Regions from separate parts of the Homo sapiens genome. Here regions 1 and 3 are each linked to region 2. The links are chromatin loops, found by intact Hi-C in ENCODE. Cell type or tissue: dorsolateral prefrontal cortex. All regions are shown on one strand.

Evidence for each region. Hi-C counts contacts between places; a loop is a spot of excess contacts. Peaks named below come from ENCODE experiments on the same cell type or tissue, not always from the same donor. Only the 100,000 strongest peaks of a DNase experiment are listed, where the experiment ranks them.
Region 1: it touches region 2 in a loop (4-fold over the local background); 32 of 110 quality-filtered maps call a loop at or near these places.
Region 3: a loop joins it to region 2, with 2.5 times the contacts of the local background. A loop is called at or near these places in 4 of 110 quality-filtered maps.

Annotation. Positions count from the first base shown.
Region 1 is chr14:73,280,019-73,288,018 of GRCh38, reverse strand. It overlaps NUMB (NUMB endocytic adaptor protein), which reads left to right. Exons shown (of 13, transcript NM_001005743.2): 9 at 705-909; 10 at 3,645-3,938; 11 at 5,514-5,660. Among named protein-coding and RNA genes, the nearest start is that of PAPLN-AS1, 38 kb to the right of the region's middle. In dorsolateral prefrontal cortex, CTCF peaks have their summits at 3,613 and 3,816 (motif pointing right); a DNase peak (open chromatin) is centred at 3,799.
Region 2 is chr14:73,169,310-73,177,309 of GRCh38, reverse strand. It overlaps PSEN1 (presenilin 1), which reads right to left. Exons shown (of 12, transcript NM_000021.4): 4 at 6,263-6,513; 5 at 3,603-3,744. Among named protein-coding and RNA genes, the nearest start is that of PSEN1, 37 kb to the right of the region's middle. RefSeq lists enhancers at 6,206-6,784, 7,057-7,993, 7,994-8,000. In dorsolateral prefrontal cortex, a CTCF peak has its summit at 3,978 (motif pointing left); no DNase peak of the experiment used is centred here; H3K4me3 peaks cover 155 bases; H3K27ac peaks cover 5,946 bases.
Region 3 is chr14:73,218,541-73,226,540 of GRCh38, reverse strand. PSEN1 (presenilin 1) reads right to left here. Exons shown (of 12, transcript NM_000021.4): 12 at 2,850-7,407. The coding sequence ends at 7,252. Among named protein-coding and RNA genes, the nearest start is that of PAPLN, 15 kb to the left of the region's middle. RefSeq lists an enhancer at 3,094-3,606. In dorsolateral prefrontal cortex, a CTCF peak has its summit at 3,248; a DNase peak (open chromatin) is centred at 3,248; H3K27ac peaks cover 2,494 bases.

The sequences.
Region 1 (8,000 bases), 110 kb before region 2:
TCCAGTAGTTTCTTAGAAGTGGCTGGTAAATATTCCCACTGCTTCCCCAAAGGGCAACTAGAAGCTTGCATGTCAAGGCTTGAAACCTTGCATAGAGTCTTCTAAGCTGTTGGCCAGGGCTGACATGACAGAGCCTAAGTGATAAAGAGTTCTCCATGGCTGCTTACAAAAGCACAGGTTGCTGGTTATCACTTTACCCCAAGGCTTGTAACAGTGAATTGAACCATCATAAGCACTACCTTAGAAAATTTATTCATTTAAATTAATATGGCATACTAATCTATTAAAACAATTTTAAGCTGGAATTTGCAACATCTTGCTTTCATAAAAACAGACATTTGGGCCGAGTGTGGTGGCTCATGCCTGTAATCCCAGCACTTTGGGAGGCTGAATTGGGTAGACCACTTGAGGCCAGGAGTTGGAGACCAGCCTGCCCAACATAGCAAAACCCCATCTCTACTAAAAATACAAAAATTAGCCAGGTGTGGTGGTGCGTGATTGTAGTCCCAGCTACTCAGGAGGCTGAGGCACGAGAAGTATTTGAGCCCGGAGGCAGAGGTTGCAGTGAGCAGAGACTGCGCCACTGCACTCCAGCCTGGGTAACAGTAAGACTCTGTCTCAAAAACAAAACAAAACAAAAGACTTATTTGTATGTAATTGTTAGTAGTGTAATTCTGAAAAGCTTTTAAAATCTGCTCTTACAGGGTGAAAGGTTGAGCCATGCAGTAGGCTGTGCTTTTGCAGCCTGTTTAGAGCGCAAGCAGAAGCGGGAGAAGGAATGTGGAGTGACTGCTACTTTTGATGCTAGTCGGACCACTTTTACAAGAGAAGGATCATTCCGTGTCACAACAGCCACTGAACAAGCAGAAAGAGAGGAGATCATGAAACAAATGCAAGATGCCAAGAAAGGTACAATCTGTTCTACAGTGTGTATTTATGGAATGCAGTTTTTCCCAACAAGGTATTATTTTGAAGCTACCAGGGGTAAATTTTCTCATAATCAAAGAGAACCCTTAGCAATATAAAACCTTATAACAAAGTTGAAAATCTTAAAAACCGCTTCCTTTAGAGTGGCTAGTTTAATGGCTTCAAAAATATTTACTCCATTATAGTAAGCTATCTGAGGAATCAGAGTGCAGTTGAAGAAGCTGCAGAGACATCTCTTACCCCCTTCCTCCCATCCTGAAATACCTTTTTAATTCTGATGTATCTGATCTCTTTGAGAAGCAAATGAATCAAGTACCTGCATCTTAAAGGAAGCAGCAGAGGTCCCAGGGCTTAAGGCTGCAAAGCATCCACGGACTATGATGCTAGCAGAGAGATTTAACAGTAATACTGTTTATATGATATTATTGCTGTTTTTTAGTGCTTTCTAGTCACAAAAGTCTATAGATTTTGAGAGGTAAGCCTATAACTCTTTTTTTCTATAGCCCTGTTAATTTAATTTAGTGTGTGATTTTATAGAGTGTGAGTTTTATTTAGGTACACATGGCATCACAGCAGAAATGCCTGTACAAACATTCAAGTTAGTTGGCAGTCTATAAATGTGAGTTGGGTATATTTTACAACTAAATGATAGGGCTTGAAAATACTTTTGAATTCTTGTATATAAGTAGGGTTAAAACCAACAAGACAAGCACAAACAATTCAAGTTAACTAATAGACATTAATATAATTTTGAGGCCAGGTATAGTGGCTTACAGCTGTAATCTCAATACTTTAGGAGGCTGAGGAGGAAACATCACTTGAGGCCAGGAGTTTGTGACCAGACTGTGCAACATAGACTCTATCCCTTAAAAAAAAAAAAAAAAAAAAAAAAAAAAAAAAATTGCCATATTTGGTGGTGCACATCCGTAATCCTAGCTGCTTGGGAGGCTGAGACCAGAGGATTGCTGGAGCCCAGGAGTACAAGGTTACAGTGAGCTGTGATCATACCACTGCACTCCTCCAGCCTGGGTAACAGCAAAACCCTGTCTCTTAAAAACAAACAAATATATATATATGATAATTTTTTTTACTATAACCTTTTAGTTCTAAACTAGTCATTTTTGTTGTTGTTGTTTTGGTTTGATTTCGGTGTTTTTTTTTTTTTTGAGACAGAGTGTAGTTCTGTTGCCCAGGCTGGAATGTAGTGGCGCAGTCTCCGCTGACTGCCGCCTTCACCTCCTGGGCTCAAGCGATTCTCCTGCCTCAGCCTCCTGAGTAGCTGGGATTACAGGTGAATGCAACCACACCCAGCTAATGTTTGTATTTTTAGTAGAGATGGACTTTCGCCATGTTGGCCAGGCTGGTCTTGAACTCCTGACCTCAGGTGATCTGCCTGCCTTGGCCTCCCAAAGTGCTGGGATTACAGGTGTGAGCCACCGCACCTGACCTTAAACCAGCCCTTTTGGTTAGCATCATTGACTAATACTGACCCAAACAGCTCTAATTCTTAAGCCCCCTCCAAAAAAAAAGCATACATATTTTTATTTGAAATGAAATTATTGATAGTGATTTTTTTTCATTTCTTGTAAATATTTGCACCAGGAAGCCAAAGGGGGGAAAAATCATGCTATCTGTACTAGAAAATTTAACCTGTATTACTGTTATCTAATATGCTTTAGTGGTCTTCAGACTATTCACTAATTAAGCATGTTCTTTAATACCACCAAATAATATTCATTGTTATGCACAACAACTGCAAAGAGATTGAGTCCCAAGATCTACAAAGGATTGTGAGAGTTGGTGGTTGAGATTTGTCACAATCAGAATGGGACTCAACTGGTACCCACAGTCTTACATTTACTCAAATTTAATCCAGTTCAAAATTTTACTACTGCATGCTTTTATTCAAATGAACCACAAATGCATGATTTAAAGACTGCTTTAGGTCGGGCGTGGTGGCTCATACCTGTAATCCCAGCACCTTGAGAGGCGGAGGCAGGTGGATCACCTGAGGTCAGGAGTTCATGACCAGCCTGGCCAACAATGGTAAAACCTCGTGTGTATTAAAAATACCAAATGAGTTGGGCGTGGTGGTGTGCACCTGTAATCCCAGCTACTTGGGAGTCTGAGGCAGGAGAATCACTTGAACCTGGGAGGTGGAGGTTGCAGTGAGCCAAGATGGTGCCATTGCACTCCAGCCTGGACAAAAAGAGCAAAACTGCATCTCAAACAATAAATAAATAAATAAATAAATAAATAAAGACTGTTATATATGACATTCTTTGACACCTAATCAAAGATATATGGTTAAGCTTATGCTTATTTAGACCTTTCTAATGCTACAGTTCCCAAAGTTCTCCTCCCCTAACACACAAGCATTGAAAATCATGAATCATTCTTTAAAAGACTACATATTAGGAATTCATAGGAACTGAGTTTTTAAGATCTTTTTCACAGTCTTAATTTATAAATCACTGAATGAGAATAAAAGATCTAACATTTCTGTCTTAGTAGATATGCTTTGTGACATATAGTACATTACTAAGCCTTTTATCTGTCTGAAAAATGGATCCGAACCCTGCTTCTAACTTATGTTTTAAGAGACACTGGGAAGGAAATGGGTAAAAGGACCTAGAGGGCTTTCGAATTTGTCAGCTCTCTAAACGCAAATTATTTGAAGACATTGCTAAGGTCTTCATTCTCTTTATTTTCTTGAGCTGAAACAGATAAGATAGTCGTTGGTTCATCAGTTGCCCCTGGCAACACTGCCCCATCCCCATCCTCTCCCACCTCTCCTACTTCTGATGCCACGACCTCTCTGGAGATGAACAATCCTCATGCCATCCCACGCCGGCATGCTCCAATTGAACAGCTTGCTCGCCAAGGCTCTTTCCGAGGTTTTCCTGCTCTTAGCCAGAAGATGTCACCCTTTAAACGCCAACTATCCCTACGCATCAATGAGTTGCCTTCCACTATGCAGAGGAAGACTGATTTCCCCATTAAAAATGCAGGTAATGTAGCATCTACCTGACTCACTGGGTACTCGAGCACTGAAGCATTCTCATCACTTCCCATGAAGACACTAATCCCATTAAACTAGGCATTCCTCTTTCCCTGAGGTTCGTTGATAGTTGTATCTTTTGTCATTTCCCATAGTGGGAAAACTAAGGTCCGTGGAGGGGGATGTGAATCCATAATTTCTCTTCAACAAACAGGCAGCAGAGCCATTGTGGAATTTCTAGCCTAAGCCATAAGATTTGTGGTTTGTCCTGATGTAAGTGCATTCACTGCCTTTCAGCCAACCTGCTCCCAAACATCAAGGGTCTCAAGTTTCTATTCTTATTCTGCCATTGGGACCCAGCAGGGAATTAATTAAAGAGGCCTTAGAAACACATAGCATTACCAGCAGAAGAAATGGATATGTGCTCATTGTCCTTCTGGCTGGTTGGCTCCATAAGGAGGAAACTCTAGACAGGTCTTTCGTGTACATCTAAGATCTGTTGTTCATCACAGACAGTGGACTTGTTCACAAGTATTCATTACCTTTCAGAACCGTCTCACAGGCCTTTGTGTGGCCTCTGTACAGCTATGCCAGCCTCTATAGGTCTATCCTCGTCATAAAATCTGTAGCTAAAGTATTAGATCTGGTCAGTGCTTTTGTTGGGCTCTATTTTACTTCCCTCTGAGACATGTCAAGCCATTGCTATAACAAAATATGAGGAAACTGTCTCAATAGGCCATTCCTACTGATGGTATAAAAGTACAGAGAGTTAAGTTCATCTGACAGATGAAACTAGGCCTAAAGAATAGTTGGACTAGATGATTACGGAGGGTCTTTTCAGTTCTCAGCTGAGGTACCTCATTTCAGTTCAGTCTCCTTCTAGGGCAGACAGGGAATAAAAACTATTATTCTCTTTACAGATGAGCAAACAGAGCTTTAGCACACATAATTAGCTTCCTCAGTGATACAGAAGTATCCTAGAGTCAGTATTAAGAATAAAGGCCCTAGCGTCCTACACCTCTGCTCACTTTTTCATGTTATCATAGATCATATGCTTAGTACTGGAGACTTTGGAGAAAAATGAGATTGATGACATTGTCATAGTTTGTTACAGAGAAAAGCACTAAGCATCCACTAGTGCCCAGACTTGAACCCATTTTCCTGACAGAATTACTAAAGGCTCCAGAACCTAATTCAGATCACAGTCTTGAGAACACGTTGGAAGGCATACAGGTTGCAAATGTCTTCTACAAAGATCTGGCTAGCTGAACATCTTGGCACAAAAAGGACAGATCCTCAACAGTGTTATAAGAAGAAGAAATGAAGAAATTTGGGGATTTGTAAGGGAGGAAGATGTGCCTTAGTACATTAATTGTTGACATTTTATACTTTCCCATCTGAAAAGCCAATGAAATTGTGGCCAGTAAATTTTTTGAAACTGGTTTTGTAGCCCTGCCATACAGTTAATTGAGCCTTTTCTTACATAAGCAGGAGATACAGTATAAAGTGCCAGCTTGCATCATACTGTCAAATTTCAGGATTATTCCATTTTTCTGTCTGGAGCCATTTTCTGTTTGCCTTGCAGTGCCAGAAGTAGAAGGGGAGGCAGAGAGCATCAGCTCCCTGTGCTCACAGATCACCAATGCCTTCAGCACACCTGAGGACCCCTTCTCATCTGCTCCGATGACCAAACCAGTGACAGTGGTGGCACCACAATCTCCTACCTTCCAAGGTTGGTGCCCTCTGACCTGCTCAGCTGTTCTCTTTACAACCAGTACTTTTAGTACACTGCTCACTAACTGTAAGTTGGCATCCTGAGCTTCCCAAGGCCTGGTCAGACCCATTAATTTCTCTATTTGATGTCTTAGATTCATTGATTTCTCCATTCGACGATGTCTTTGTGCCCTTCCTGTTTTCTAAGATGTCTGTGTTTGTCATTCTGCATGTGCCCATCTTTCACCCCATTCTATAAGGAATTTCTGTAGTCCCAACCTACTGCCTTATTTCCCACTTGACTGTTAAGGATCAGCATACCCATCCAGTTTCCCAAAAGCAGTAGTCATCAGAATTGGTTCAAAGGTTATGCTTTCTTTAGTGTAGTGGTTCTCAACTGGGGCAAAGTTTGTCTTTCACTGTCTGGAGACATTTTGGGGCTTTACAAGTTGGGGGTTGGGGGTGTTACTGGCTTGTGGTTAGATGCCAAGAATGCCACTAAACATCCTTCAGTGTAGACGACAGCACCCACAACAAAGGATTATCCAGCCCAAAATGTCAGTGGTGCCAATGTTGAGAAGCCCTGGACTCACCTAGTCTCTGCCCTGTCAAAGAGGCTAATAAAGAAAAAGGCACTCCTTTGAGCTCTTTAGTTCATCTTCTATAACAAGTGTCTTAAAATTTGCCTTTGTGGCATTGAAGAGTTAAAAGTTGTTTTCAGAGATACTGACTAAATAGTGGATATTGACTCAGAGGTCAGCAAAGAATTTATGTAACTTAAGTTACAGACTTGTAGAATTTGAGCTGCTATAATTGCTGTTTCTCCATTTCTTTTGAAAGAGAGCTCAGCGGAAGTTTTACTCCAGAGATAGTGCCCTGCTTCTACTGGAAGAACTACACACTTTTTCTCCAAGGGTCTTTTTCTTTTTCTTTTTAATAAACCTTCATAGTCATGTGTACCAAATGACTTTTCATGTCATCTAACAAACATTTATAATACCGGTAATAATAGGCACCATTTATTGAGCACTTACACATTGCTTGCCACATTGTGGTAGGTATTCATGCATTATTTCATTTAATCCCCACAACAAGCCTGTGAGGTAGGTGTTACAGATGAAAAAAAAAAAAGAGGCTCAGAGAGGATAAGTAAATTGCCCAAATCTTACAGACAGGATTTAAACTCAGGTCCTCCTGAATATAGTACCCGTTACATTCTGCTGATTCTGCCAGCCTACAAGGCACTAAGTGTGCAAAATTGAATATTTCAGTTTCCTTTCCCTGCCTTTAGAGGGCTCCCAGTTTCTAGGTGAAAAAAAAAATTTTTTTGCCACCAAAAAAGCAAAGGCAGTCTTTTAGACAAACTCTAGGTAAACAGTACCAACACCGGCTGGGTGCGGTGGCTCACATCTGTAATCCCAACAGGGAGGCTGAGGCAGGCGGATCACCAGAGGTCAGGAGTTCGAGACCAGCCTAGCCAACATGGTGAAACCTCGTCTCTACTAAAAATACAAAAGTTAGCCGGGCATGGTGGCAGGCACCTATAATCTCAGCTACTCGGGAGGCTGAGGCAGGAGAATTGCTTGAACCTGGGAGCCGGAGGTTGCAGTGAGCCGAGATCACACCATTGCACTCCAGCCTGGGTGACAAGAGCGAGACCCCATCTCAAAAAAAAAAAAAAAAAAAAAAAATAGTACCAACACCATAGGCATGGCTGTCCAGTCCTAAAAAGGATATAATTATATTGTAGGTCAGGGGAGGGTGCTTGTCTACACCAAACTGAATGTTATTGAGAGCTGGGCTAAGGAGAAGAAACTAATATAGGTATCTGGAGTAAAAGGAACAAGGGTTAGCAGATTTTAACAAGGGGAGATGAGGAAAGAATAGTAGGTATGTTGTGATATTGTAAACATCATAGAGGGGGAAAAAAATCTTTGTTAAAAAATGTTCTGTGAGTTACCAGGAGAGTTAAAAAAAAAAAACCTTCAAAAAAAGTTGAAATTAATTGTGTAGCAAATTAGAAATCTATCAAGCAAATGAAAACATACCAACTTCGATTTCTCATCTGTAATAGGGGGATAATACCAGACTCGTAGGGTTTTTGAGATAATTAAATGAAATGATGCATGTAAAATATTAGCTTAATGACTAGCACATAATAACGAATCATATATACATTTTAACTTTTGAGGAGGAAACAAAGAGTAATTTTTTTTTGTTTGAGATGGAGTCTTACTCTGTTGCCCAGGCTGGAGTGCAGTGGTGTGATCTAGGCTCATTGCAACCTCCGCCTCCCGGGTTCAAGTGATTCTCCTGCCTCAGCCTCCCTAGTAGCTAGGTTTACAAGTGCACACTGCCA
Region 2 (8,000 bases):
ACCAGGTATCTGAGTAGAAGAGATATGCAAAGGAGAAAACAAACCAACCATGGGCCCTTCTGGGCTAAAAATACTACATTAAAAGTTATATTTAAGGATGAAAATTTAAACCATGAGATTAAAATATAATTTCCCAAGAAGTAATGGGAGAGACGAAAAAGTCCATCATCTGAGAGTCATGGCTGGTTAGCTTTAGAAAACTGCAAAAAGGACCAAAGTAGGAAGAAAAGCAAAAGCCAGAATCAGTGTCAAGTGGGAGGCAATAAATAAGTCAAATGGCAATAAGGTCCAGAAAAAATTAGGTTCAAAAAGGTCAGCAGATACGACCAAAGGAAAAACTGGTAACCACATGATACGCAGTTTCCATGGAGGCATGAAAAGAGAACCCACACTTCAGGGAGCTGAGGACTGAATTTGAGAGGAATCTTACGTAATAGCTATGTGTGTCAATCCAGGCCAAACTCTGGACTCAAATGTCCATTCTGACCCATTAGGTTCTGACCCACACTAGCTGTGTGACCCCTGCCTCAGTGCCTCATCCATAAAACTGGGATAATAGTAGGGGTTACCTCAAAGAACTAGTGTTTAATTAAAACAAGGCAGATGTAAAGCTATACTGTCCTGTACATGTCACTGCCCAAGATTGGGAAAACCTTTACATGCTTAAAAGCAGAGAAAAGAAGAGGTAGTTTAGAAATGGTGTTTTCTCTTTTATGTGTGAAAATATGAAAACACAGAAAAATTAAATAATTTCCTAAGATTACTAGAAGAAAGAACTCTGAGTCCAGAGCTCCACCTATCCAACTACACAGGTATTTTGTAAGGGAAAGGCAGGAAATCTGAATGTAAATTCTAGATTATAAGAAAGAAAAAGTAGAATTCCACCCTCCAATAAAATCTGAGAAATAAACAGAAGAACAAAAGTATAATGGGATCCTGGTAAAAGTCACAAGGTCAGCCTACTAAAGCAGGGAAACTAAAGGCAAGTAAACACGTGCAGACAAAAAAAGGGATAAAGAAAAGGAATTAAGAAACTAGCATTTTTAAAGTGGGGGAGGTGAATGCTTCCCAGCATGGGTTTATATCACTTGCTTTTTGGCCTTCTGAGTGTTGGTAACAACCTGTCATCATCACACATACCTGTCATCTTTAATGGTCTCCATACATTACTAATAGATTATACAGATGGCCATCACTTAACACTTCCACTCACTCAAATGTTCAACATGCAAGGTTAAACTCTGTATAAGCTTAAAGTTCACAAGCATTGAAAAGGTATGTGATATTACTAGTAACCAACTAAATGCAAATTAAGACATTTTCTTTACCTATAAAAACCAGCACAGTTTTAAAAAAGAAATTCAGCACTGGTGGGGTACGACAGATACTCTCATTCACTACTGGTGTTAAGTACAAATTGATATAAGCTTTTTGAAAACGAGATTTTGAATACCAAGACAGTTATAAATATGTAGATAATTTGCCCCAAAAATTCTACTTCTAGGATTTTACCCTAAGGAAATAATTTGAAAAACTGAAAAAGCTCTAAGCATAAAGACAGATATTACTGTTTTTTAAAATAGTGAAACACTAGAAACAAATGTCCAACATCAGGGACATTTGAGAAGTAAATTACAAGGCACTTGAATCAAATATCTCATAGCCATAGAAATATTTTCTAAGAATTTATAATAGAAAAAATGTTCACACCAAAGTAAAAGGACACATATTGATTACACATTTTAACCATGTTAGAAAAGTATACAGAAATAAATACTAGAAGGAAACAGAGTAGACTCCTACATTTGGAAAGTTAATTTTTTTTTTTTTTGGTAGAGATAGGTCTTACTATGTTGCTCAGGCTGGTCTCAAACCCCTGACCTCGGCCAGGTATGGTGGCTCACGCCTGTAATCCCAGCCCTTGCGAGGCCGAGGTGGGTGGATCACCTGAGGTCAGGAGTTCTAGACCAGCCTGGCCAACACGGTAAAACCCAGTCTCTACTAAAAATACAAAAATTAGCCGGGTGTGGTGGCAGGCGCCTGTAATCCCAGCTACTCGGGGGGCTGAGGCAGAAGAATCGCTTGAACCCAGGAGGCACAGCTTGCAGTGAGCCAAGATCGCGCTGTCACACTCCAGCCTGCGGGACAAGAGCGAGACTTCGTCTCGGGGAAAAAAACAAAAAAACAAAAAAAACTCCTGACCTCAAGCAATCCTCCTGCCTTGGCCTCCCAAAGTGCTGGGATTACAGGCATGAGCCACCATGCCTGGCCGAACACTTATAATTTCTATTATTTGAAAATGACCTTAAAAGGTGCATGACTTGTGATAATGTGTAATTTTTTCTAAGGTATGAATCTGAAACGTGCTAGTTGGCTGAAACTCAGCAGTAGGTCACTTTGAAACTCAGCAGTAGGTCACTTTGGCAAAAGAGCGAGCTAGGGGAGGAGAGGCTGAGAAGGGTGGGTCTGTATCTTTCCTGTACAACCTCCCAGCGCCCGACTTCCCAAGGAAGGAAGTAGTACAGTGGAGATGGTGAGAGGATGCATGGTGGCTACCAGTTTAGGCAAGGTGTGACCAGTCACCAGTGAGTTTAATACCAGCATCTGAAGATGGCTTTATTGTTCTGTACTCCAATATAAAAATCTGATTTTAGTTATACCGTATTTTATAGGGACCATTATATCCTACAGTGTTATTTGTGAATGAGGAGATTCATAAAGGTCTTAGAGTATATTTCTTCAGTATACTGTCAATCAAAATATTAAAACCACTTAGGGCCGGGCGCAGTGGCTCATGCCTGTAATCCCAGCACTTTGGGAGACCAAGGTGGGCAGATCACTTGAGGCCAGGAGTTCGAGACCAGTGTGGTCAACATGGTGAAACCCTGTCTCTACTAAAAATACAAAAATTAGCCGAGTGTGGTGGCACACACCTGTAATCCCAGCTATTTGGGAGGCAGAGGCAGGAGAATCGCTTGAAACTGGTGGGTTGAGTCTGCAGTGAGCCAAAATCGTGCCACTGCACTTCACTCCAGCCTGGGTGACAGGGCAAGGCCCTGCTTCAACAAACAAACAAACAAACAAAAACCCACTTAGATTGTGCTATTATATGGAAATGTTTATTTTTCAGTTACAACTTTTTTTGTTTTCTGCTTTTATTTTTTGAGACAATGGCCTAAAAAGGCATTGAAATCCAAAATAACATAAATTATCACTAAATCTTGATAACTAATCATAATATATATATTTTACACTAATTTTTTCATGACATATAGATTCCATGCATATAAAATACTTCCAATATTTGTTTTTTGTTTTCTTTAATAGAGGCAGGGTCTTGCTACGTTGCCCAAGCTGCTTGTGAACTCCTGGGCCCAAGTGATCCTCCTGCCTCAGCCTCTGAGCCTGGCATTACACATGCACCTGGCTTCCTTTTTGTATTTTTTGAATGTTCCACAGTGAGGAGGAAGAAAACTAAAAATTAACTTATCTCTAGAAGACAAAACATTTTTTCTTTCCTAGATCAGTTAAGTTACTGTGACAAGAATACCCAACCATAAGAAGAACAGGGTGGAAAGCAAAGATCTGTGTCTCATGCTCACCTTATAGCACCTGTATTTATACAGAACCACCAGGAGGATAGTCATGACAACAATGACACTGATCATGATGGCAGCATTCAGAATTGAGTGCAGGGCTCTCTGGCCCACAGTCTCGGTATCTTCTGTGAATGGGGTATAGATTCTACAATAAAACAAACACAAAAGCCCTAGGTCAGTGTTAATGGAGATCACCAACCACATTACCACCTCCAACACAGAATTTTCTTTTTCTTAATTCAATTCGTATCTTATAAGTCACTTTTCCCCAACTCACCAATCTAGCTAAGAATTTTTAACCTGAGAAAAACAGCTACACTCTAAAATTGCTTCAAAGAAAATGTCTAACATATGGAAAGAAGGACTTAACATGTGAAGCAGACACTGGCTCCATCTAGTGGGTGCTTTATATTGAAATAATTATAATACCTCATCAAATTTTTTTGGCTACAGCTTATTAGGAACTTGTTATAGAACCAGATTCTGCCACAGAAACCACGTGGGCTGACAAGTGGTTGTCAGAAGAAAGGTAATATGGCTTATAATTAGTGCCTCTCATCTGCAGAGTAATTGCAACTGGAGTTGTCTTAAGATAATGTCACATATCCATCTTCCCCTTGTTTCTCATTCACAGAAAAACATTTTTATTCCAGGTGCCAATATTCCCAGCCAAAAAGACTTTACTTCTGACTCCCTTATATTTAGGATGGCTATGAGAACAAGTAAGGGCAATGACTTCTAGGGAGATGTGTTGTGTATGGAACTTCTAAGGAGAGAATTCTGCTGACATGTCCTATGTTCTTTTCTCCCCTACTCCTTCCTACTGTCAGAATGAAGGCTAGGGCTCCAGCCTGGACCCTGAAGTAAGCTAGAGGTTAGAAGCTAAAGAAGAAAGAAGGAGATTGAGTCCTTGATGAACGTGAAGCCACCGTACTAATCTGGACTGCCTACCTCTGCACTACTCTATGAGAGAGAAAGTATGTGCATTATTTAAACCAGTTGTTTTGATTTTCTATTAACAAAGTCAGAAACATCTCTGTAAAAAGCCAGACTGAATATTTTAAGCTCTATGGGTCATATGGTCTCCAGTGCAAACACTCAACTGTGCTACTGTAGTGTGAAAGCAGCCACAGACAATGTATAAACCAAGGAGCGTGGTCACTTTCCAATGAAAGTTTATTCACAAATTTGTGAATAACTTTGTTATTACACCTTTGTGGAAAGGTAGCAGACAGATCTGGCCTGTGGCTGTAGCTTGCCAATGTTTGTTCTATAATACGTTGCCAAACCTAACCCTAACCTATATGGATAATATTCTTCAATCCCTCTAGTTCTAACCCCTGCCCTTCACCTGCTGTCTTAGATGCTCTCCCAAAAGGCTAAAAGTTTGGCTTTCAGAACACCATGTAGTTTTTCAGACACTTCACAACTTCAAATTCTAAAACTCAATTAAAACTCTTCTTTGGACCCCATGAGAGTCGTAGAGATGGAACTAGATGACATTTGAATCAAGCATTTTTCTTGGAGGCCAAGGGCTGACATCAGCAGCACCAGGGAACCCACATGATAGCCCCCCAGGAGTCTAGAGAGTGCTGGCTTGAATTAGTTGTTCATCCTTTCAATTAACAATTCGTTTGGCCATTTATTATACACCTCACCCTGGAGACTCAGTACCCTCACAGGCCTTGCAATAAAGAAGGAAATTAGGCATTAAATAAACAATGTAAATAAATATATATTTGCAAATTGTGACAAGTGAGAAAGGACAAGTTGCTATGAGAAAAGATACCAAGAAGGACTTAATCGTGTTAGGAGAAACAGGAATGTTATCTTTGAGGATTTAACATTTAAGCCAATGTTAGATGTGAGTTCTAAATTTCAAAGAATTAATACGCCAGTATGTTCAATTCTTTGCCTTCTACTTTTAAACTTAACTTCCTCGTAAAGCAATGTTTTTCCATTACCTGCTCCACCCTCATTCCAGTTACCTGCTACCTGCTCTTCCCTGACTCCTGCCAAAGCACTCACCCCATCATTCTCTTTAAATTAGCCAATTGGAATTAGTTTAGCCTGTGCAGTCTAACCCTAGTCAGTAGGGGAAGAACACAGCAGCAGGGACCACGTGTGTCAGGGATAAGAACCCTTTCCCCTCCCTTGTCCAAATGTGCGCTTGCCATTGTTCCATCTGTAAGGGTGCACCCTTCTATATAGAAGTAACTTGCCTTGCTGAGAATTAAAAGGAAAATTTTATATTCGAGTGCTACTTCTTTTGCGGCACCAAAACTTTATATATAACACCAAGAGGAGGGGGATGACAGGAATTTAATCCACCAAAGTTAGAAAAGGAAAGAATATTCTAGGCAGAAGAGCAATGGGCGCCCAATGGCCCTGAGGTGGAAAAGAATTTATGTGTTCAATTCAGCATAACTTCAGCCCTATCCAGTAATACCATACAGGAAACATACTTCTGCAGTGTTCCTTTTCTCCACTTAAAACATGAAGTAATAACCCCTCGCTCTCTCAACTGCTCCTGACCATCACAGAGGATGGGCTCTCCAGCTAAGTCATGCCCCTTCAATGCAGAGGCCTTCAAGGTGATGATGACATGCTGTAAAGAAAAGCCACACTGGCTTTGAGAATAATAAAACAAAACTCATACGTACAGCTGCCCATCCTTCCGGGTATAAAAGCTGACTGACTTAATGGTAGCCACGACCACCACCATGCAGAGAGTCACAGGGACAAAGAGCATGATCACATGCTTGGCGCCATATTTCAATGTCAGCTCCTCATCTTCTTCCTCATCTTGCTCCACCACCTGCCGGGAGTTACCCTGGGGTCGTCCATTAGATAATGGCTCAGGGTGGCCAAGGCTCCGTCTGTCGTTGTGCTCCTGCCGTTCTCTATTGTCATTCTATAAGCACAAGAAAAACATTTTCAGTAAATCAGATTCTCAGCAGAATCAAGGTAACGGTTAGACCTGGGATTAACAACAGACCCGTCACTATGAGTTCTAAAAACCTGAAGCAAGAAAAAACAATGTACAGGAAGTATGCAGTTTAAAAGTCTAGATTATCTATCATTGTTCACTGAAGGCATTCAGGTCCTCTCTTTTACCTGGGTCTTGGCTTGCTCCATTCTCTCTGTTCATCCCAACATACACAATTGTACTTATCCTTTGAGATGTACCTTAAATACTGACACCTGCATGAAAACTTGTTTACTGGCTGCAGCTCCAAGCACCTTTTTCAAATTCAGCTTTCTGTGATTTCAGACCACATATGCAAGGAACTATCTTACCTTAATTAATAAGACTTTAAAATCCTTGTGTCAGAGGCGTTTGGACCAGAGCAACTCTATCTTGAATAGGGGCTGGGTAAAATAAGGCCAAGACCTACTGGGCTGCATTTGCAGGAGGTTAGGTACTCTTAGTTACGGGATGAGATAGGAAGTCAGCACAAGATACAGCTCATAAAGATCTTGCTGATAAAACTGGTTGCAATAAAGAAGCTGGCCAAAACCCACCAAAACCAAGATGGTGAGGAGAGTGACCTCTGGTTATCCTCACTGCTCACTATACGCTAATTATAATACATTAGCATGCTAAAAGACACTCCCCGCCAACACCATGACAGTTTACAGATGCCATGGCAACGTCCGGAAGTTACCTTGTATGGTCTAAAAAGGGGAGGGATCCTCAGTTCCGGGAATTGCCCACCTCTTTCCCAGAAAACTCATGAATAATCCACCCCTTGTTTAGCATATAATCAAGTAACAGGCCAGGCGCCTGAAATCCCAGCACTTTGGGAGGCCAAGGTGGGCAGATCACTTGAGGTCAGGAGTTTGAGACCAGCCTGGCCAACATGGTGAAACCCCGTCTCTACTAAAAATATAAAAATTAGTCGGGCATGGTGGCACATGCCTGTAATCCCAGCTACTCATGAGGCTACGGCAGGAGAATCACCTGAACCTGGGTGGTGGAGGCTGCAGTGAGCAGAGATCGTGCCACTATGGGTGACAAAGCAAGGCTCAAAAAAAAAAAAAAATTGGTAAGGTTGAATAAGTGACACAATCAGATGTTTCGTTTTTAGCAAACTTGATTGAGTGGCAATGAATGAGATTTCTAGCATAAGGAACTAGCATTGGTAGAGATAAGGAACACAATGGAACACAATAAGATAAACAGGCTGGAAGAGAGAAGTACTTTAGTTAGAGATATAACCAGGCAGTTAAGTCCAATGGCAGTTACCAATAGGAATTTCAAGCTCAGAAGAGTCAGAGGAAGTCACTGGTCTCTATAGCCTCAGAAATGGATGAAATCTCAGGCCTCAGAAATGGATGAAATAGCTGTGGAGGGAAAAATACAGTAAAAAGATGACCAAGGAGAGAAGTGTAAATAAC
Region 3 (8,000 bases), 49 kb before region 2:
CCAGACAAAGTTCCAAATTTCTCTCTTCGGTTTCTCATCGAGCATTTGGAAGAACACTATGTCTCCACCCCTGCATGGAGATGCACTAGCCCTGAAAGCACTCTCTTAAATTCAGGTATTTAAATGTAGTATCATGTTTAGCTCCAGTCTTGCTTCCCCTTTACATCATATGTGTACTCTATCCTTGAGTTTAGTCTACGACCGAGAAAACAAATCACAATCAGACTTTCACCGACAGGTCCACCTTGAGGTATGCTATAGGTTTACTCCATAAGGGTAAGAAAATCCTTTCCTCTTATGCACGAGAAATTGACCTTGGGTTATGTATAGTCTATATCAAATCCTATGCAATTTAAAAAAAAAAAAAAAAGCAGGCCAGGCACGGTGGCTCATGCCTGTAATCCCAGCACTTTGGGAGGCCGAGGCGGGCGGATCACCTGAGGTCAGGAGTTCGAGACGAGTCTGGCCAGCATGGTGAAATCCCATCTCTACTAAAAATATGAAAAAAAAAAAAAAATTAGCAGGGCGTGTTGGCATGTGCCTGTACTCCCAGCTACCCAGAGGGCTGAGGCAGGAGAATCGCTGGAACCCGGGAGGCAGAGGCTACAGTGAGCCGAGATTGCAGCACTCCAGCCTGGGCGACAGAGAAAGACTTCATCTCAAAAAAAAAAAAAAAAAAAAAAAAGTAGAAGAAACAGAGGCAGCAAGAGCATGTCTCCCTTTCTGCCAACAATTAGGACTTGAACAAATTTGGTTCCCGAGGCTTTTCCCGTCTCTCCCTTTGAAGGGCGTGGCATACCAGGCACAGGACAGTCCATGCAAGCACATCAACCTTCTCCAAGCATGGGACACTCCACATGTTGAAAGACCCCTGTGGTAGATTAGGTCATCATCCTCTAGGTCACTACAAGTCATGTGATGAAGGAGATATATTCTAAGTAAATATGAAAACAGATTTGGTTAGCTAATTGGATTTTCCTCTGAATAAATCATCACCTTTATTCAAAAACCAATTATCCATAGGTGTCTCCCAGGTACTTCCGTCTTCCTGATTTTTAGTACAGTATATGTCCTTTGCCTTCTTGGCCAATTCAGGCTTTTTCCCCCTTTCCAAACTGAGTTCAAAACTTTATTTCTGGCTAGGTGCAGTGGCTCACTCCTATAATCTCAGCACTTCAGGAGGCTGAGCTGAGAGGATCACTTGAGCCCAGGAGTTCAAGACCAGCCTGGAGAACAAAGCAAGACCCAGTCTCTACACGAAATAAAAAATAACTAGCCAGGCATGGTGGTGTACACCTGTAGTTCCAGCTACTCAGGAGGCTGAGGTGGATCCTTTGAACCCAGGAGTTCAACAACGCAGTGAGCCATGATCGCGCTACTACACTCCAGCCTGGGCAACAGAGCCAGACCTTGTCTCCAAAACAACAACAAACCTTCTTTCTGAGAAATTTCTGATTTTAAACCCCTGCTTTTGTGGATCTCTCCTTTACTCTTTCTCATTCAACTGACAAGTCAACATTGCACTCGTACTCAAGTATGCTGTCATTTCACTTTTGACCAGATCCTAAGCTACTCTCCACACCGCACACAGAAGGGTCCCCAGGAAGAAGGTGTGGCATGGGCTGACGGAAAGCTACGGGACTTACCTAGAGACACAGGAAACCCAGCCTCACTACCCTTGCTTCTCAACCCTGCTCAAAGTCCGTCCTCATTCTCATCAAGATCACCATTGTCCCATCCTGGTTAACACGGTGAAACCCTGCCTCTACTAAAAATACAAAAAAATTAGCCGGGCGTGGCGGGCGCCTGTAGTCCCAGCTACTCAGGAGGCTGAGGCAGGAGAATGGCATGAACCCAGGAGGCGGAGCTTGCAGTGAGCTGAGATCGCGCCACTGCACTCCAGCCTGGGCAACAGAGCGAGACTCCGTCTCAAAAAAAAAAAACAAGAACACCATTGTCAGGACCCCTAAAAATCAGAAACCTCTCCCAAGTCCTGATGCCTCTGTAGGAGACTCCACAGACACTGCCTAAAAGAGCCATGAAAACAAATGATGCCTCCAATTCTCAAAGGAGGGAATAAACACTCCCTGCTTCCTGATGCCCTTAGCAGATGTAGCCGGGAACACATCAATGTCTTATCTGCCCCCTTCTGAAGACCATGGCCAACTGTGGTTTTTCTGCCATAAATGTATTTCTGATCAATCATTTCCAGATTGTATGTTATTTACTGTTTAGAAACAAAACGTTTTATCAAGTTTGGGGAATGGAGTGAGAGGACATTCTATGCTCTACCAGGTCAATAAAAGTAATGTTGCCTTTTCCCATTAGTGTGACCTAATTTCTTTAAAAAAAATCCTCCAGCACATATCTGCACTGTACAACATACGTCTTATAAGTTTACAGTTTCTTCTGACATATTTACATTAATGTGAAAGTTATTAGAAAAAATATCTTTCAGGATGTATTAAGGATAGCTGCTTTGGGGCTTTTATAAACAGATTTAATATTACACTCTTCAGAGCTGTGGTGTGCTATAATCCATACCACTTTCTTATGAGTTAAGAATAGAAACAATGCATTTGTTTCTAAACTTTTTTTTTTTTGAGACAGAGTCTTGCTCTGTCGCCCAGGCTGGAGTGCAGTGGTGAGATCTCGGCTCACTGCAACCTCTGCCTCCTGGGTTCAAGCGATTCTCATGCCTCAGCCTTCCGAGTAGCTGGGACTACAGGCGCCCACCACCACGCCTGGCTAATTTTTGTATTCTAAACTGTTTCTTGATAAGTGCTAGACAGTTCTGTGAGTTACAGTTATACATTATGATACTTTCATGTAAAAAACACTAGCACAGCTGGATTCATGCAGTCTTTATTAATCTGACAAATACAGAAAATCTGCAATCAGCTATCAAAATTATATCTTACCAAGAATTTGAAAGGTATTTATAAAAAAGGTGTATTCACAGTCTGTCTGAATTAAGTACAAAGCAGTGTCCACAGAAGCAGAAGGCAGACAACATGTGAGAGTAAATGATCCCACTGAAACCCTCACCCCAGCACCTCCAAGGACACCAAAAACAAGACAGTCCTGTACTTGCTACTATATGCAGCTGACTTTGAAACTGCCTAGTCTCAACAATTACGTATTTCAAAAGGAAAATTGCTTTCTGGGAAATCGTCCCTGCTACACAGACACACAGACCAACTGGCAATGCTGCCACCACATGTCAGGGCTCAGGGTGGACCCAGCACATCCACTAAGAGGCACCCTGCTGCCCAAGGCTGTGGGAGACAGCTTTGATGTTCAAGAAAGGGGTTCATTTCAGCACCAGGGTGCTTTTTTATATGCAAATCTGAGGTGTTTCCCGTTAGAGGAGAGGACTATGCAGATGATCACATGCAGATGTCTCTGAGCTGTGAGCCCGATGACAGCTTTGTTGGTACACTCTGGCCAGCCATTTCACAACGCACTATGAAGAGCTGAAACCTCTGTTTTTAATCTCTTGTGTTGTGGGAATTTAAAGAGGTGAGAAGATCACAAGGATCACTTCTAGGCTCAAACTTATGATTATATGATAGTTTCCAGCCCAAGGGCAAAACCAAATGTCCAATTTTCACGTCTCCTTCCAAATTCAATGTTGGAAGGCAGGTGAGGAGGTGAGGAGAAGGGCAGGTCAAACTGTTCCTTATAGACATAACAGCAAATTTAGAGAAGGAGTACTTTACTGAATGGATTGATTTCTGAATCAAGTCACTTTTATAACACCAATGTATAAGCCCTCAGTAATGGTAACTGTTAAAAGTGGTTATTTGACAAATACCCAATATTTTAGAGAAGTTAAAGAAAGATGGCATATACCAGAAAACAAGAGATTATAACTACATTCTGAGAATTTATCTTATTCATCTTTGCATCCTCAGACTCCAGAACCTACGGGAACACAGAAAACACTGAACAAATTTTTTCATAGTGGTTTCTGAGCTCTTTTTCTTCCAGGGTTAGATCACAAATGATCAAATATACAAAGCCTTGGGGGTTGGGATCAAAGGCTTCCCGCAGTCATCTAACCCTGGGAGACCTTATTTGGTAGTTAAACTTATATTTCACACTCTACAAGTTATATCGAGAATACATACACTGTCTGAGGCCACGTAAATAACAAGTAATAAACATCATCTGTTTGGGCATCTATTGCAAAAGGAGGGTTTTTAAAAGCAGAGAGACTACAGAATGGGAATCCCGGAGTCTGAAAGTAAAAACACTGCCTCTTCAGTTGTTGCTTCTGTAGTAAAATCAACAAATTGCTTACTTATGACTGTTTTCTTCCAAGTTGCTTAGAAAGCTTCTACTTTTTCTAATTGAGAAATTGAGTCATTTGGAGTCAGAGCTGTGATTCTAGGAACACACACGAACCTACTGAGAACCAAAAACAGGAAGGTGAGTCTTTCCTCTCTGAAAAAAAATCTGCAAATCTTCCAAATATGATTGGTATTCCCATAGGCATGTAATGACATTCTGTCCATAAATACCCTTTATTCTGTAGCCCAGTCAGACTCAGACTCTTAGTGGCTACTTTCCTTCCTTACTGTCTTCCATCTTTTTATTAAGCAGATTGGCTTGGCTGGTCATACTCTACTGCTGGTTTTGCCCGACTCTATAACCACCGCCTGTCCCGTGTGAGTGAAGGCACATCCTTATGGAAATTGCTACTGTTCTTTCCAGTGACAATCTATTTTTCATGGTGGAAGACTAGCATTTGGATGTTTTAGGAATGACTGAACTAATTCTAAAAAGAATGTTTGAGGGAAAAGTTCTCTGCCTGAGATGAATGATTTAAAGAAATAAGATGGGCTGTAGTCTCAGCTACTCAGGCTGAGGTGGATTACTTGAGCCCAGGAGTTCAAGTCTAGCCTGGGCAACACAGCAAAATCCTGTCCTTTAAAAAAAAAAAAAGGAAAGATAGGTTCTCTGTACACTGTCTAACAATGTGGCTGAGATGTGGCTCAAACTTGGAGAAAGAGACAGAATAATTGCCATCTTTCTACACAGGACAATCAGTAATACATAGGATGGATTTAAATACACACACCCCACGTACCCTCTTCAGAGAAGAAATGTATCATGAAAGGTGCAACACATTTGGGATCCTTACACAAATAAATTACTCTAGATTAGGGATCCCTCAAGAATGCTTCCAATCACAAATTGCTATTCAGGTGGCTTTGCTGTAGCTGTGCTTTCTCAATGATAATACCCATGCTAGCACATGTCTGAGAGAGGGAATGAATCTTGGAAGAAGGGATTTCATGGAAAAAAATGAATTGAGATGATAGAACCTACTACTTTAAATCCCCCTTTCTTTGCATAGCTCTTATTTTTCCTGTCTGTGACTGCCTAATATAAGCCAATTTTAATTTAAATTCAGATCAGTACTCGCACACTACTCTTGAAGTTAGGTTCTTATAAGAAATATCCTGGGACAGAAAACAAATATTCTAAACACCAAAGACAGCCCCAAACCAGGTCATATCATATCATAGATTGGGAGAGAAAACAGCAGGCAAAAGAAGAAAAAGCTGGCCCCTCCTCAGCCACAGGAGGAAACTAAGTTTCTCATAAACGCTTACGGTCTGATCAGCATAGCTAAGGGCTCTCTGTGGTAAAGAAGGTTATGCCCCACAAGCCTTTGTCCAGAGGTGCCCTGAGCCCACACAGGCTGATGGCTGTTTGTGTGTTTTGCCTGACTGAGCTGCCCAGAGCCTGAACTCCATGGTAACTGCAGCAGGCACCTCCACTGCCCAGTTCACACAAAGGTACATTGAGAGGAAAGGTAACGCGGGCAGAGACCACAAAGCACCCATTTGTGGAGCTGACGAGAATAACCTGAAACTCCTCCTTGACATCATTAGCTCACTGTATCCCCTTCGCTGCTGGAGGCCCCTTCTCTTTCCCCTTGGCAGTTGGTTCTCCTTCTGCCACCAGGTTCTCCCACAGCTCACCAAGTTAAATATGGCTTTCCCCAACTCTTGCTTTGTGTTGATACAACTAGTTCATAATTCATCAACCACCAGCTTTTGGCTATTTGTTCAAATTCTGAGCTACTGTGTGGCAAAAGCAAAAACAAAATACCAGGACAGAAAGTGCTTCAACAGCCATTTTACTCTTCTTTAATTCTACCGTCTTTGGGCATACATCTCATTTGCTGTGGAAGAAGGTCTGACAGCAGGGCTGACAGCACCGATTCATAACACATTCTTTTCATCATACAAAGAGTAAGACCCTAGAATAATGGGACCATCTGCTACCACGACAGAGCTGCCTTACTGGCTGTAGAAAAAGACTGCTTGTGTGGGAGAGAAGAATGAGGACAGAGGAGGCATCTGGGGCAAGTGAGCGTACAAGTATGTCTACAAATTCAGAATTTGGTGGAAAATCCAAATTTGACTTCAACATGATAGAGAATTGATGAGAAATAGCTGTACTGTTTCCAAAATTTACTGAATTTGGAACCTGAGGTTAAAACTTTTAGGATAAAGCAACCTCAGGTTCAGACTGGCCTTGGGAAGAAATGGCAATCACAGACGGTAATGAGTGTCAGTGCTTGAGAAGAAGAATTGCCAAAGGCAATCTACATATTTGACTTGACTCAAAGAGAGGGGAAAACAAGTCTCATTTAAAAAGGATGAGTCTGCAGCAAAAAATCAAAGGGAAGCTGGAACCCCTGCCCACCTCTCCATTCCCCATTCTGCTGCTGGTGCCTGCTCTTCCTCACAGTACCTCCTGAAAAGTTCAGAATTCAGTTAATACAGAATTATTGGGTTGATTTTCAACGTGTAGTTTAAGATGAAGAGTTCCGTTTGGTTTAAACCACTTCACCTAACCTCTTGGTAACGGTAGTCCTGAGAGTTCGCAGTGTCAGTGAAATCGTCCTGTGACCACGCGTCAAGCTGCTGATGGGGCACAGCAACTTCCGGGCCTATCATATCTCCTTGACCTCGTCCCTCAAATCTGGTAGTTTCTGCACCGAGGGACACAGTCCACTGCGATGAAGTATGTTCAAAATCGTTTTCTATAGGCACCTCCTTCCAAAGTCCAATAGTGCAAGGTGGTCAGGAAGACTTGGAAGGAAGCTGCAAAAGTCCAGCCGGGAATCTTGACTTTGTTAGATGTGGACACAGGAAAATCACCTTTGTCCTCCCCAGATTTTGTTATAGTCAAAGAAGAAACATCCATGGGATTCTAACCGCAAATATGCTAGATATAAAATTGATGGAATGCTAATTGGTCCATAAAAGGCTGTACAAGATAATCTGTGGCAAAGTAGAAAACAAGCCCAAAGGTGATGGAGATTGGAAGAGCTGGCAATGCTTTCTTGAAAATGGCAAGGAGTAATAATGTAAGGCACAAACCCTGTGGAGAAGATGGGAAAGACACACATTCACACATAATTATGAAAGCATTTTCAGGCAAAACTCAATCACAAGTCTTGGTTTTTAACATAGTTAACTGAATATTTTCCTTTTGGGGTTAAATTTTAGAACAGACGTTCATTCAATCTGGAAGAAGAGCTATGAAAAAAACCTAGCTTTTGTTTGTTTCATAGGGTTCATTATGCACACATTGTTATTTTATCCCTTAATTCTAGTAAAGAAATAGAATCTGAAAATAAGTAAAACTACTTTGAAAAAAATTAAAAGATACAGAAATTTCTATCTTAAATGATGTGTTGGCCTCTGTGATTTTAGTTTGGCTGGTTAAAAACCCAGAGGTGAAGAGCATTCTCTATGCTGTGCGGGGGCTTCTCTATGCTGTGCGGGGGCATTCTCTATGCTGTGCGGGGGCTTCTCTATGCTGTGCGGGGGCATTCTCTATGCTGTGCGGGAGCATTCTTTATGCTGTGTGGGAGCATTCTTCCCGCACAGGCTCCTCCGTGAAGCATGATGAGGCTGCAGTGTTTAAAAAATAAAATAAACTAAAAGTTTATTTATGAGGAGTACACTGCT